Regions from separate parts of the Mus musculus genome. Here region 2 is linked to region 1. The links are chromatin loops, found by intact Hi-C in ENCODE. Cell type or tissue: left cerebral cortex. All regions are shown on one strand.

Region 1 (8,000 bases):
AAGTTCTTATGCAGTGACCTGTTGAGTCTGGACAACAGGTCCTTCTTCTGGACACAAAGGCTGTTCTGTGCTATTCCCCAAGGACACAAGAATGAAGTGATTAAAGACCCCTAAAACTCTTATCTAGAGCCGCTCGCATTGAATGTGGCCTCATACAGTGCAGGGAGAGACCCATTTCAAGCCATCAGTCTGAGACATACAGGCCGGCCCTGGGCTCTGAGGTACAATTAAATATAGTGAAACATTTAGTACTAATCCCCTTCATTTTTGCTTTGCCCTACTAAACTTTATTTTCACAAGATGGGATTGCTTCTTCTTACTCCAGTAACGTCTGTTTGAGGGCATGGTATATCTACAGACCTGGATCTGATTTTCTGTGGAACTTTCTGAAATCATGTAAAAGCAAGAAGGTTTTGAGGTAACTCGAAACACAACTACTTTAAAAAAAAAAGTATGGAAAAAAAAAAAAGAAAAAGAAAAAGTCATAAACTTTAAGGCCGCCCTGTCCTTTACTATGAAGAAAATCTCCTTGGATTGTTTATCCAGTAGAGGAGTTTTATAAAGCAATTTATGGTGGTTACAAAAATAACTGCACAGTAGGCTTCATGGTTTGGTGAATTTAATTTTCCAAGTGTCGGAACAATGTCTTTGTTTTAACATTCACAGTGGAGTGGGTTTTTTTTTTTTTTATTGAATGCATAAATTTAAGCTCACTGAATTATATGAGAAACTCTTATTTAAGAGGACCCAACCTGTGGAGCCTGGATTATGGGATTATTTAATGAAAATTTCCCCACGGGTTCTTTTCATCTTGACTCTGAACTTGGAGTTTGATGTTTGTGAGAAGGACTGAAGACTGAAGTCTCTATGTGAGAAAACCCCACACAGGCTGTCTTGAAGCTGCTGTTCATTTTGGCTACTTATATTTACCTAATATTCAGAAGAAGGGTCTGGTTAGACTGTTGTAAGTTGTCCCAAATTTGCAATATAGAATTTCTATGCATACTTAAGACCACACACACACACACACACACACACACACACACACACACACACGCAGGGGCAGGGGCAGGGGCAGGGGCAGGAAAAAACAACAACAAAACCAAACTTTTTATTTGCACCCTGAAGAAAGTTAGAGAAGAGAAAAATATAGGTGATACTTTTGATGCTTAGTGATATGGGGAGTCAAAACATGTCTAGTCTGTCTGTCTGTCTGTCTGTCTGTCTGTCTCTCTCCTTCTTTGTCACTATTTGTCCTAACAGTTTGCGGTGGGAGTGCCCCCTACTGTCCTCACAAAAGGAGAAAGCTTTCGCTTTAAGGAAGTTTGAAGAAATCTCTTCGAGAGGGAGTTTGAGAGTTAGAAATTTCTGTTGCTGAGGTGTTTCTTTATTTCCACCATCAAGATGAAAATAGAAATGTAAGCTGTGTTTCCAGAGTAGAGTATAAATCCATCTTTGAAAAAAAATTATAGTAAAATGAAAATGAATTTGTTACTCAAAATCTCTAGACAGGATATTATTCTTATTGATTTAAAGTGTTTTAATGTTCCTACCAAACACCCTAAAAATGTTTCTGTGTGGGGACTTATATATATAACAACTCAGCACACTCCAGTAGAAGTATTTGGGTATGAAACTCCTCCTTGTTGAATTTGAAAAGCATCCCCCATGACTTAATGGAGCAGAGAGTATTAATACGACAAATGTCTATGGCTTGTGTGTCATGGGATAGTACTCATTCCAAGTGAACAATATCCACTGCTATTGCACGAGTGGTATGACTATAAAAGGGAGTGTACATCCTTTTCCTTTCTTCAAAATGTAAACATCTTTACTGGAAGTCAAGACTGGATCTCTCTACTGTAGTTCCAGGGCAGGTGAGCTTTGAACTGAATGAAAAGGGCCCGCTCCCCGTTTGTCTATTACATCAGTACCAACTAAAAGGTATTCTATTTTCCTTACAGAGACAAAGGATACATATTTGTAAAGTATTTAAATAAACTACACACGAACATGTGTATGTTCACATATATACACTCCTTTTGGTATCTTTGGGGCCATTTGTCCCATCCCCCTGCATGTATCACACTTTGCAGATGCTCCAGTCTCTCCTATAAAATAGTACAATATTCACACATAACTGAAAGCATCCTCCTCTGCACTTTAAATCATGTATGCATTATTTATAATGTGTGATAGGACATAAATGTTATGTAAAGAGCTCCTACAGTATTGTCAAAGGAATAATAGCAGAAAAAGTCAGGACATATTCAGCACAGATGCAATTTTTTTTTCTGTAAGTTTCATGCAGTTGGCTGAGCCTCTGGGTATACAACCTATAGATACAGAGGGCCTGCTGTGCATCTGTCTGTCTTCTATCTATTTATACATCCACACATGCACACAAGCACACATGCGCATAAGTGGCTCCTTGAATACTCTATGCCTTTATTTGGACCATATTTAGAAGCATTTACTATGTTGTCTTTAGTACTACCATGTCCCATATCTTAATTCCCATCATTAGCAAGACTGGACCATTTCGGTCAAGAATATCACATTATCACATACAGAAATGATGAACAAGTACTTAGTGTGAAGACTTGAAGCTCCTAACTTCATCAAAATATGAAACATTTTGACCTTACAACATCATAGATCATGGCCTTCTTTTTCAAGGCCACTGGAGCGATGACTTGAACAAAGGCACTTCTGGTTTCTGGGAGAGCGCTGCATCTCGTGGCAGCTGGGAACAGCTGCACAGCACCTCCAGGAGCCAATCCTACCCTCTGGGCCACCATCCCTTTCTTTCACAAAGAGTTTGAAACTTAAGCTAAAGGAGGTGCAGATCCTGGCCACCCATGCAAGGTCATATGGAGTGAAGTCCAGAGACAATGAATGTCCTTGAGTAAGCAAAGAACCAGGGCCAAGAGGACTCTGAGCCTAGGGAGTCCACGTGTGTAGAGAAAAAGGGAGGCATTTCCTCCATGACTATAATTCCCAGGAGCTCTGAGTGACTAGACACTTCCCACCTGCTCTCATTGTCTGGAATTCTGGGCTTTCTCCCCCATAGATATCATTGGCAACTTAATCAGCTGTGCATGTGTGTGTGTGTGTGTGTGTGTGTGTGTGTGTGTGCTATACATGTATGTGTGTGTGGAAGTAGAAATACAATAGAAGGGGGAGGGATGGCATTTGTATGAAGAACTTCATTAAATGGTTGGGGAATATCTAAGAAATGCTGGTTATAGAAGAATTGCAATACCTCTTGCAAAACCTCAGGTCTGCACTTCCTTGTGTGTACGTCCCCTTATGATCTGAGGGTCAGAGCATGCAGATACACTTTGTGTGTGAACGTGAAGACAATCTCTGGGTGGAAATCCTCCCACAGCGTTATGATCTCCTGCTCCCCGTCCCCCTTTTAACAGAAAACACGCTGGCCCAAATATTTGTCTCACATAAATAAACTGGTTGATTGGCCAGGGAAGAATAAGCGCCAAGTCTGTATTTTAGAGGGGTCATGGGAATAAAGTCAGCCTGTGCAATTAATGACAACAGGGGCTAACCTTACATAGACCAGATGTTCACATCATGAAGAGTGTTGGTCACAAAGCAAACAACCGTCCTTGATATAAACAACCATAAGAAGTGGTTGTCTCTCTATGGGACACATTTAAGCAAATATAAATTGTACCCACCATCAGTTCCATGTCTGGGTCCAGGCAGGGACCCTGTATACTTAGATATTTTTTTGGGGGGGGGGGAGAGGAAAAGAGCGTTACCCTCACCTAATAGAGATGCGGCATATAAAGAGAACTTGTTTTGCCAGACACAGTGACTCACCTTGTAACCCAGAACTATGGAGGTTGAATAAGGAAGACCTCAAGCTTGAAGCTAGTTTGGTTCCCTAGTGAGGAACTACATAAAAAACAACACCCCCCAAAACAAACAAACAAAAAACAAAACAAAAAACCCAAAATATAAAACAAGGCGATCTAGTGTAGTTTCTTGGTCTCTATTTCCCAACAATATGAAACCCTGGGTGTCTAGGAATTTTGTTATCTTCAAGCCATGAGTTAAAATTGTGCAAGTTTCTTACCAGACATGTGCCTTTTATATACACGCACAAGAAAGAAGCAACACTTCTGCCCTCTAGCCTTCGCCTTGGTCAGAGGCTTAACACTTGAGAGCTTGTGTTGATTTGATTTCTGTGGGATATATGGATACAACTAATAAGCAAACATATGTGAACCCAGTGCTCAGATCTCGCCTAATTCCTGCTTCCAACGATAGATACAACTCTTGAGTAGCTGATATTTCTCAGGCACCTGAACACGTACGATTGTCCAACGCCTCTCTTGAGTTCCACACTGCAGAGTACAGTTTTAGCCGGTCTCAGGAGTTGTCAGACAATGGCAGATGTCTGGCAGGAAGGGGGGAGTGTTTATTAATAATGCAGTTAAGTACTTGCCATTAGGAATGCAAGAGAGAGTCTTTGAAAGGATATAAACAAAATTCCTTCTCGCTCGTGAGCCACCTACTTTGAATGTGTTGTGTAGCGCCACCTAGTGGTAAAATACTCAGTAAATTTCCCTGACAACTTCCAGACTAATTGTGTTTGAAGGAAAGGAAAGGAAAGGAAAGGAAAGGGGAAGGGGGGGAAGGGGAAGGGGAAGGGGAAGGGGAAAGGAAGAAATAATAATGAACTTAGATAGCAGGTATAGGCTTCGTAGCCCAGCTGCTGTACTGATCTCTTTAGGTATGGGTGGTTCTCTCTCTCTCTCTCTCTCTCTCTCTCTCTCTCTCTCTCTCGGCAGTTTATTTGTTGGAGAGAAATAAAAGACTTGACTTGACAATAAACCCAAAAAGCAAGATACAAATGATTAGAGGATTTATATTAGACATGTGCATGAGGAAGGAATGCCATATGCCCAGATTACTTTTGTTAGTGCATTTTGCCTCTGTTTCTGAAAGCTGGCTTCAGATGAAAACGCTTCCAGATGACTTTATTGCAGGCTTATTCCTTCCCCTGCGTGGTGCAGCTCTGGAGGAGGGTCTTAATAGAACAGGAGGCATACAGAAGCCAGCTTAACCCTTCCAGCGCTTGTCCTGTGCCTACCAAGTGCAGGACAACTCTTGGGATGGTGATGACATCAGTTAGGGATGCATTTCTGGGCCTGTGGATAGGTGGGGTCAGGTTAAAACAGCAGAAGGAGTAGGGACATGACTGGAAGCCTGGCAGAAGTGAGCTTAATTAGTTAACCCAGGGGCCTCTTTTGCTGAGATCTTCTACGTTGTCCTGATATTATTCATTGAACATAATATTCTTTCATCTGTGGGTATTCATCCACCCCCATCCCCTGTGTCCAGAACCCATGTAAATAAGACAGTCCCAAGATTCCAAATTGAGCTTTGCAACACACTGGTGCAGTGTGACTTTTGAAAAATGTCAAGGTGGCCTAAAACCTGGTAAGGCGCATAATCTCTTTCACATGGGAGAAGACAACAGTGACTCATTATTAAGAAGCATATACATTTAGGGAGGTGTTCTCTTAATTGGGGCCTAGAACAGAAGAATACGTGTTTGTGGAGACAAATTAGGCACACATGGATGCTGCAGATGGTTGAATGAATGGCATTATGTGGCAGCCTCCATATAACTGAAGTTCCACTTACCTGTGCTCAATCATAGTCTAAAAACACATCAATGGGGCAATCCAGAGACAAACAATTCACGATTCTCAAATTTGGAGCCTTTTTGGATAGCAGGATGTGGCATGGCGTTCTATGGGACATGAGTCACCCCTGTGTCTAGTGTACTTAGCAACCATCTCCCTTCCCAACTCCACTGTCCTAGTATCCTCCGTGCTTCTGGGTAACCAATCTTTAGTCTACTTAATATGAGACAAAGCCCAGGAGTTGGTATGTTGGACATGAAGAAGAAGAGGTGCAAAGGGCTTCCCTTAAGTGAAAAGTCCAAATCTGAGTCAAGGGAGAGATTTCTCTCGAATGCTGGGTTCGTGAGGTCTGTAGCATGATGAGTCTTCTGTCTGCAGAATTCTGAAGGAAAAAAAAAAAAGAAACCTGTACAATTTTTTCTTGTATGCTTCAAAGTGCAGAAGCTGTGGCCACAGCGTGGAAGTGCTCAGTGGCGAGGTAAAAGCCATTACATTTATGTGTGAGTGCATATAAGTGGTTTGCACTTAGTGCTACGTTATGTCGGGCACTCTCTGGGGTTCTTGGAAGAACTCTAGGGTGAATAGAGGGAGAGGTAGGTTCTCATGTTTGTATGTGTTGTTTCTTGTTTGCAGATGGCATCTCTGCATGTAGCCCAGACTGGCTGTCTCAGCCTCCCAAGTGTTGGGGTTATAGGCATGTGCTACCACATTCAGTCTAGTTAACTGAGATGGATACCTTGGCTTTCACCAGCGTGTTGTACTTGATCTGCACCTGTGTAATGATGCCTCCCTGGGAGGAGTAGTTTATATACCAAGAATTTCTTTGTGCTATTTTGTGTATCTTAAATAGCTAAGATTATCCTAAACCCCCAAATGAAGACATCAAAGGAGCCAGGAAGCGCTTAGGGAACAGAAAAGGCAGCTTGCGCTTAGGTGCTCTGCACACAATGCTGTGTCTCAAGCTCCCTTACCCTGGAGGCCGCTGCGGGCTGGCTGCCTCCCTTCTTGCAGTGCCTCTCGGTCCCAGGCAGGATGAGCCTCCCCTCGACTGGTTTTTGGGGACAGGGAGCCATGGTACAGATGACAGGACTTGAGGAAGATGAAGAGCCAAAATAGGAGTCAGGCAAATGAGACACTTGGCTTTAAAAATTTTTTAAAAAAATATCTATCTATCTATCTATCTATCTATCTATCTATCTATCTATCTATCTATCATCTCTCTCTCTCTCTATCTATCTATCTATCTATATATATATATATATATATATCCATCTATCTAGCATCTATCATTTTTATGTGCAGGTGTTTTGCCTGCACGTAATGTCTGTGTACCATGTGCATAACCTGCAGAAGTCAGAAGACGGTGTTGATCCCCTGGAACTGGAGTTACAGGTGGTTGCAGATTACCATGTGTGTGCTGAGAACCAAACCCAATTTCTCTGCAAGATCAACAAGTGCTCTTAAGTGCTGAGCCATCTCTCCAGAGTCACCCCCCCACCTTTTTTTTTTTTTTCATTTTTAACTACAAACATATGAGAAGTAGGTCTCAGAGCTGGGGAAGCTGGTTATGGGGTATAGACGTTAGTAGGGTTGATAACATGGCTTGGAATATCCTGACCAGCCTATATAAATCTCCCCACTAAATGGGCTCAATATCTTTGCTATGGTGTAGACACTCCCAGAGCAACCTGAAGCTATTTCTACATTCCAGGTTGGAAGAGATGGAGAGATCCATTACAGAGTGCAGGAGAGCCATGGTGGAGGACACATCCTATAGCTAAGTGGCTTCCTTGCTGAGTTCACTGTCTGTACTGCCAGCATTATCAGACTTGAAACCCCTGCCTAGGTGGCATACTGTCATTTTGTGCTTCCGTTTTTAACTGCACAGTTGTGTTATCTGGGCTTCTCATTCAACAGAGTGCTGACAAATCTTCCTTCAAACATCTCCCCTCTGGTATTTATAACAACTGTAAAAATAGCTTTATCCACATTACTTTTTTTTTTTTTGGCTTAAAGCAAAGCAACAGAAGCTCCTTCCAGAGCCCCCAGGAAGCCAGTAGCTTTTCCTTTCAAAGGCTGATTGGCCAGTCTTTGGTGAATCTGGTTTAGGCATCTTTGTAGATGCTTGTGCAAATAAGATTAATTCTGTGAGTCAATACCAATCAATTCTCTACTATTGGCATCCTTTGCCATTTTAATGGGTAACAACGTGCCTAAAAGTTATTTATTTATTTTTTGTCAAAACAGCAAACCAGCTATGTGAAACGTGTAACAGGTATCTGACAAAGCTCACCACTTTAGGTGTAAAGTAGCTGAAACCCA
Region 2 (8,000 bases), 280 kb after region 1:
AAATATCAGCTAAAAATTGTCAGTGGCTTTTTTTTTCTGAGAAAAATAGTGATCTTGGAGGAAGCAGGTAATTTACAGATATAGCATTCAGACTCAATGTTCAGCATCTGTAACAGGTGACACACCTACAGAACATGAAAACAGTTTTTAATAAATAATTCATTACTGTCTTAATTTTTGTGGTGTTTTCAAAATTTTCAGAATAAACCCAAAGAAAATAAACATAAACCTATAATTTTATGCATCTGAAAATAAAAGAGAGACATAACTATTTGAATAGAAAAGTTAGGAGACATTGCAAATGCCCACAAAGTAAGACCAAGAAGTTCCACAAAGCAAAGAGTGGAGTTTGGAGAAGGCAAAGAAACCTCAGTTTCATAAAATAAGTTGCCTCTGTTTTTAATTTTTTTTAAATAAGACAAACCATAGAAATACAACATGACAAGTATATCTGCTGTTCTAACAAAACTTCTAAATAGCAAAGGCGGATCTGTCTTAAGAGTTGGGGAAAAGCTAAGGACAAGACCACAGATGGGTTTATCTCTTAGCTACAATCCATTGGCTGCATCGTTCATTTTGGAACCATTTCTTCTGTAACAATCATGCTATCGCTTCTGTCGCTTTACTACTCAGACCTTCTTGTCCATCCAATGATTCAGTTTCAAAGAAGTGTGTTCTTTCCATGTTTGGTATCCTTTGACACATCTCTGCTGATCGTCACTGAAGAAGCCATAGTTGCCCGCACGGCCTGTGCTAACCTCTCAGGGTCTGTCCTTCCCACTTTCTCACAGGAGAGCTTCTCACTGCTGGTTCACTTTCCCTAGAGCTCTAAAGGACTAGAGTGGGCACTGTCAGTCACTAAGCTTTGCTTTGGTCAGCGGTTCCAGGGGAAGGATACCCATACAGGGTATCATCTCCCTAGATCAGTGGCTCTCAACCTGTGGCTAGCGACCCCTGTGGGGGGTTGGATATCAGATATTTATATTACAATTCATAACAGTACAGTTATGAAGTAGCGGTGAAATGATTTTTATGGTTGGGGTCATTACAACCTGAGGAACTATTAAAGGGTCACAGCATTAGGAAGGTTGAGAAGCACTGCCCTAGGTTGACAGTCCTCCTGGGCAGAGGGCTACTTCTTCTTGCAGATGCCTCTAAGAGGTTGGATGAGGCAGGGGCATGTAAGAAGTCCCAGGCTCCCTAGTCACATTAGAACTGAGCTTGGCACAAAGCTGCCCTTCCACTAATTTCTCCTTTCCTGAAGACAGGACTACCATGTTATTTAGAGGACACATCTCATCCATTATACAGAAGGAAGTAACACAGCCAGCTTTCTGTGTATCAGAATTGAGGACCAGCCCAGCTGGGCTGGCAACCCTTCAATTAATTATGTTGCTAATTACTACACAGCCTGCTCATTCATCCAACATCATTCGACAAATATCTCTAACCCTCATTGATGGTGATCTTGGAGACTTTCCAGGGCTCTCTAGGGAGGACCAGTGCTGTCTTCTGCAGTGACCCATTCCAGAAGCCCAGCTGTCTCTGTTTCCTTCTTTTTCTTTCCTTCCTTCTTCCTTACATAATTCCTTCTTTTTTTCCTGGTAAGTTTTGATATATTGCCCAAGCTGGCATCAAATTTATGTGCTCAAGCAATCCTCCACTGCAGTCTCTCCAGTAGCTCTAACCACAGGCACACGCCCTCACGATAGCCAGATGTCTCCATTTGTTTGTGGTTTTCTCTACTCTCCTTCTACTGCCAAGTCAGTCTACCATATAGTTTTCCAAAAATTCTTTAGAATTCTGATCTGCTGATTAAATCTCTTTTTCCAGAACCTTCTATCCTGTAAGGACATATTACCCTGTTCCCGTTCCGCTAGTTTTTCTCCAAGGTGGAGGAGTAGAAAAGTGTGTGCAAGTGCTTAGTTTGTCATTGTGATATAGTTGTGAAGTTCTAAGTTTGATTTGTTTCTTGCTTTCTAGAATTTTCTGAATAAATTTCCAAGACAGGCATGGGCATTCCAGGATATCCAAAAATTTTGAGCACCTTTTCTCATAAACAATAGCTGGGTATAAAATTATGATCTCACTGTATTCTCATCTCAGAATTCTCTAAGTGCTGTCTCCCTGTTTCTGAAGTTACCACTGATGAAAAACTGCCTTGACTTCCGTTGGCTTGGATACTTAGATTTTCCCCACATAGCATCACATTTTACAAAGCATTTTCAGAATGTAGCTCATGTGGGTTTTTTTTCACAACCTTGTTTCACACCTCTTATTCTCATTCAATGCAGAAGAGATAACCTCTGCCCGTTTTTACTGCCTATACACTTTCTCTAAAATATCCCAGCTTCTAATAAATTTTTTCTTTGGGTACTGCACATTTCTTTGATGAAACTATAGGCCCTCTATCACCCCATCTTTAGGCTGAGCTGTCAAATAAAGTGTCATTCTCTTATGAGCTTCCAATATGCCCTTCCATACATCCTTTCAAAGTACTCAAGGAGGGGTCAAAGATTTCTGTATGTAACTTAGACACTTATTTGTTTCAATAATACTCTAACAGCTCTATCTATTTAATATACCCTTATGATTCCCTGCTGCAGGGACATGGGATAAGTTCTTCCTCATGCCTCAGCCATAGTCTACCTGGCGTCTTCTTAGGTTTCTCTACTCTTCCTGTGATATTCTCTCCTTCACCTGTACACACTCAGGCAATGCCATCTCCTCAGATGGAATTCTCTACTGTCTTTACCACTTCCCATGGGGTCTTATCTCTAACCTGGCTCCCTCATTCCAGTCCATTTAATGACTCATTAACACATTACATTCAACATGTACAATGCACAACTGGCTATTCGATCTATGTCTGAGGTTCCTTCTCAGAAAATGGCATTTAACTGTTCCAACATGGTCACCTGCTTGTCATTCTTGCTTTCTCCCACATACTCATATCAGATGGCTTGATGAATCATCTCTTACTTGCACCCATCTCATGACCATTTCTCTGGCTTAGACTACATTGGCATCCCAGAATCCTGTAGTGGTCTCCTAACTGATCTTTTTCATTAGTCTTCCTCTCCTGCTATTCATTGTCCTCATGATCTCTAGGGACTCCCGTTTTAAAAAAAAAAATACACATTAAAAAATACACATAAAGAAGCCTTTATCTTCTTATGGCATCGTCCTTACTTAGAAGTGACACTGTATTTATCCTCCTTTTCAGTTTCTATATATGGCTGAAGTGATTCATATAAACAATCCTCTCTTCTGGAAATCACTCTCTGCTTTGCTTGTGCCTTATCAGCTCAATCTTTGTTGTTGTCGTTGTTGCTGTTGATATTCTAACTTTACAGAGATGGTTTCTGTCACAACAATGGGTAGCATTTTCTTTCCATTTTTGTTATTTGAAGATTCACTTTATTTTTATTTATGTATATGTCTGTGTATGTGTGCACATGGGTATATGCACATAGATGTCATACCTGCAGAGGCTAGAAGAGGGCGTCTGAGCACCCTGGAGCTGGAGTTAGGAGTAGTGAGCCCCCCAGCGTGGGTACTGGGATCTGAACCTAGGCTCTCCATAAGAGCAGCGAGTGCTTGGAACTGCTGGCTCATCTCTCCAACCCCGGCCCTTTGGTTTTGAGACTTTATCCAGGCAGTTACTTCAGCCTGGGTGACAACTTCCCTTCTCACCCATCAAGCCACATTTTTCTCCTAATACCTACATACTCTTCAAGCTGGCAAAAATGATGATTTCTGGAAAGTCTCCACTGATTCTCCCCAAGCCAATCAACACTGCCTCTGGCAGCCTTTCCCTTCTGGTACAGCGCTTTACACAGTGAGCTCTTGCGTGTGTTCTGCCTCTAAGGTAGACTCTGCTGCCTTCTACTTCAGTGATTGTTTGGTGTGCTATGGCAAGCTATCATCAGGCCACATCTGTCTCGACAGTTTAAAGTGTATATATCCAGTCTGCATTTGTCTGTAGACAATCCCCTAACTTCAACTCCAAACCATTTTGTAACTGCTACCCTGGTTCCATAGAGCTTTTCAACTTTGATAAGAAAACCAGTAAGAAAATTTCTCTCCTTTCCCTTCCCTTCCCTTCCCTTCCCTTCCCTTCCCTTCCCTTCCCTTCCCTTCCCTTCCCTTCCCTTCCCTCTTTTATTCAACCTCTCCTCTGGTCTATTCACCCTCATGGATGCACTCTAAGTTCTGTTTGAGGCATGTTAACTCTAATTTAAAAATCTCTCAGCTGTAAGAAAAGAGAAAGAAAAGAAATCCATTTTCTCTTTGCTGAAATTGAGATCCACTGCTAGTTGTAGGAAGGGCAATCAGGAGAGTTGGCCTTCAGCATTTGGCTGTCCTTGGGTTCAGACCTATGTTCTTCTACCCTGTTTCCAACCCTGATCTGTGTAGATCATGAGCAATGAGCTTGTTTGCCCTGCTGTGTGTGATTTCAGGCTGCTGAGCTGTTATCAAAGGAACGTTTGCAACTGGTGCTTCTCCAGGGCCCACACTTAAGTCACTGTCTTAAGGTTACAGGGGTCTCTGTCAGGTGTCCTTCACCTCCCACTGCAGCCCTGACATCTCCTGCACCGACAGACACTGGCCTCCCTATTTGCCCCTTCACTCTGAACTGTGAAAGTGCTTAAGGTTCTAAAATGCAGTTAGCAACCATCAATAACTCCTAAGTCAGGTAGAAGTCTGTTCATTCTTAGTCGTTTAACTGAGAACTTAAAATCATCTTAACCCATTTAGGAAAAAAACATAATCTTACATTAATGGCACTTATCTCATTCCTAGTATGCCACAAATTATGTAATTCCTGTGTGTGAGAAACTTGAACAGCCCACGATGCCTTTACATTGGGGCTCCCCCTACTGGTCAGCAGTGGGCCTGTCTGAGGAACCACTCCTCTGGAGGAGAACCCGGAAGCTTCAGCAAAAGCCCAGAGGCTGGACACTAAGAAAAAGGGGGAACCCAACTGGGGCTGGACACCAGGAAAAATGAGTGTGCCTGGGCTAGGTTAAAATGTTTTTATCTTACCTGGTTAATTCAAAGGTCTAAGTGCCCTCAGCATTTCTTAGTGATCTGACAAAGAATTTGCACCTATCAGTTCCTGTTGGAGCCCATGGATGGTCTAACCTTGGTCTGGACTCTGAAAGAGCAGTATAGGAGCCTCCAGAGAAAGAAAGGATTGAGGATACACGGAGAGGAGAGTACTGACTGCCGATTGTAACTGGCTGCTGCCCCTGGAGTCGAGAGGCTGGATCAACCCGTACTTATGAGCAGAGCTCTCTGGGAAAAACACGCGCGTGTTTCTCACGTTCCTTAAAGGAGATAAATTGAGACAATTTAATACCCAATCAAATCTTAATGATTTTACCTTCCATACTGTGCACGATAACTTCAAAGCTGTAGTCTAGTCAGTATATTTTGACTTGAAATTTGGTATTATGAAGTTTAGACCACAAGAAGGTATAGGCTAGTGGCCAATGAGATGGCTCAGAGGGCAAGGATGCTTGCTGCCAACCCTGAAGACCAAATTCAATCCTTAGAGCCCATATCGTGGGTAGGTAGAACTGAGCCTGGCAAGTTGTCCTCAGCCCTACCTTCATATTGCACACAAATAAATGTGGAAACAAATGTTAAAGAAGGGGGCATGCTGTTTAGGATCAAAAGCTTTGATGAGAAATAGGAGAATAAATCTCTTCCCCGGGCTTGTGGTGCTCTCACCATAAATGGTTTCTAAATCTGACCTTTATTTTCCAAGTTACCTCAGGCGACAAATCCAGAGAGTAATTACGATGTGTGTGTGCATGCGTGCACACACTATTTCAATAGTCATTGCTCTGTATGTACACAGATGTGTTTCCATTTGAGATTGCCATCAAAGTGTCATTAAGAAAATGCTTTAGAAATTATTAATTAGCTAAAATAATGTTTTCCTTGCATCAAATGGACAGGGATGTCGCCTAATTATCCTTTTGTTGTGGGTTAAATGCTTAGCAGTTTCCCTTATGTGAATTGGGCAAAGCCACGATTTTTCCTCATAAGCCTGCTCATTCAGTCTTAGATTGTCCTTTCATTTCACTTGAGACTTAACTGCGGATTAGGCCTCTTCAGAAAATATGAATATTTGAAAGAGCATTGGAACATTTCCACAGGACTGGGAGGTAACAACATTTAAAGGACAGAGTACATTGTTTTAAGCATTTTAGATTAAAGTGAGCTATCTTCGGACACATAAGCTGTAGACAAGTGACCTTTGTCCCACCTTCCCTTAGGCTAGCTGACACCCACAGCCCTGGAGTCTCTGTCTTATGGATATTTTTCAAGGAATATACTTTAGTCCTCTTTGGCTGTGCCTTATGCCCCTTCCAGTCAGTACAGTTAAAGTGAGAGATGCACAACCCATCTAAGTGTGGTGGAACACAGGAGTTGCAATCCCCGGACTCAGAAGGCAGAGAGGTTAAAAGTTCAGGGCCAGCCTGGACTGCTCAATCTCACACAACAAACAAACAAAGCTAACAGCACGAATCTCCTCTTCCTCTTAGCTGGGATGCAGACTGGCCAGTGAGAACAATTCCCAGAGTTTTGTGGCTGTGAATACAAAGGCAAGAAGGAGATGTCCTTTCTTACTTTGGAGCATCTCTGGGAGGCAACCAGGGTGTCAGCAAATAGTAATTGTGAACAGAGATGACACTGAACTCTGGCTGAGAAATGTAGGAACCAAGTATTTGAAGGAGGCTCAGGGTGAACCCGGTTTAGGGCTACATCTCAGCCCCACAAAGTGTCTTTGTTAGGGAGAGTGTGTGGATTTCTATCATTTGCTTTAGAGACACAGTTCCAACTAGTTACTAATAGAAATTTTGATAATAATGTGATTTCTATTTTTCATTCTGCTAACACTGTGTGTTCCATTTATGAATCTGTCTGTGTTGAAACATCCTCACATTACAGAGATAAAGCTTATTTGGTCATGGGACATGACTATTTTCATATACTGTTGAGTTCAGCCCTCTAGACTTTCACTGAGAATTTCTAATGTTTATGTTCACCAGGAATGCTATAGGAATCAAAATCTCAAAGTACCAACACTAAAACAGATCTGTTATCGATCTGTTATCTATCTATCTATCTATCTATCCATCCATCATCTCCCTATCCATCTATTTCAAACCTGTCATTCATCATAAATACAACTTTTATTTGTTTACTGTACTTTTAATAAACTAGAGAATGATAAGAACTATAGACATCTTTTAAAAAAAGAAATTTCAAAGCCTGAATCTTAAAGCCAGGGCATCAGAGTCCGCCCGGTGAGATGCACACCTAAGAGATCACTCCTGTCATATGAAGAAGCTGAGGGAGAGGAGCTGGGAATACCTGTGGGCCTTGACCTCCTCTGAATGTCAGAGTTGGAAACTAGATACATCCCAACATCCAATGATGTGACATCCATTGAACTATAGTCATGTTGAGCATTTCCAGTCAAGAATCTCCTCATACAGATCGAGCTAGGATGACATTCATTTTTGTTAAGCTCCTGTTATTAACAGATTATCCGTTGTTCTGGTATTTATTGCTCGAGTCTGATTTAAGGTGGAGGAACTCTGAAGAAATGATGAGGGCATAGCTGTTTAGACTAGAAGTGAGGTGCTTCTCCCATGCACACAATATGTGTTCTCCTTTGCCTTCTCTGTATTTCTCAGCTCTCAATCCTAGATGTTAAAATTCCACTGAAGAGACCCAGGGAAAGCACAGAGCTTAGGAGATAGCCTCTCACCTTCATAGACCACAATGTCTTTTTGTTGAGCAAAATGAAGCTTGACCCAAGAGGAAATACTCTGAATAACCCAGTAGGCAGGCTGGCACTGCCAGGGGCCATTTGACTATTGTTACTGCATCTGAAAATCAGGACTGTTGAGTTTCTGCAAGTAATCCCTCCTCGCGTTTCAGTACTATCGTATTTAATACAGTCCCTTGCTTCAGAG

Evidence for each region. Hi-C counts contacts between places; a loop is a spot of excess contacts. Peaks named below come from ENCODE experiments on the same cell type or tissue, not always from the same donor. Only the 100,000 strongest peaks of a DNase experiment are listed, where the experiment ranks them.
Region 2: it touches region 1 in a loop (7-fold over the local background); 14 of 42 quality-filtered maps call a loop at or near these places.

The regions. Positions count from the first base shown.
Region 1 is chr11:64,437,838-64,445,837 of GRCm38, forward strand. The region is part of intron 1 of Hs3st3a1 (heparan sulfate (glucosamine) 3-O-sulfotransferase 3A1); the gene reads left to right. Among named protein-coding and RNA genes, the nearest start is that of F930015N05Rik, 5.2 kb to the left of the region's middle. In left cerebral cortex, CTCF peaks have their summits at 1,294 (motif pointing left) and 4,552 (motif pointing left); DNase peaks (open chromatin) are centred at 140, 4,200 and 4,557.
Region 2 is chr11:64,713,991-64,721,990 of GRCm38, forward strand. It overlaps Gm30305 (a long non-coding RNA gene), which reads right to left and starts at 5,268. Exons shown (of 4, transcript XR_879925.1): 1 at 5,050-5,268. In left cerebral cortex, a CTCF peak has its summit at 4,890 (motif pointing left); DNase peaks (open chromatin) are centred at 1,391 and 4,882.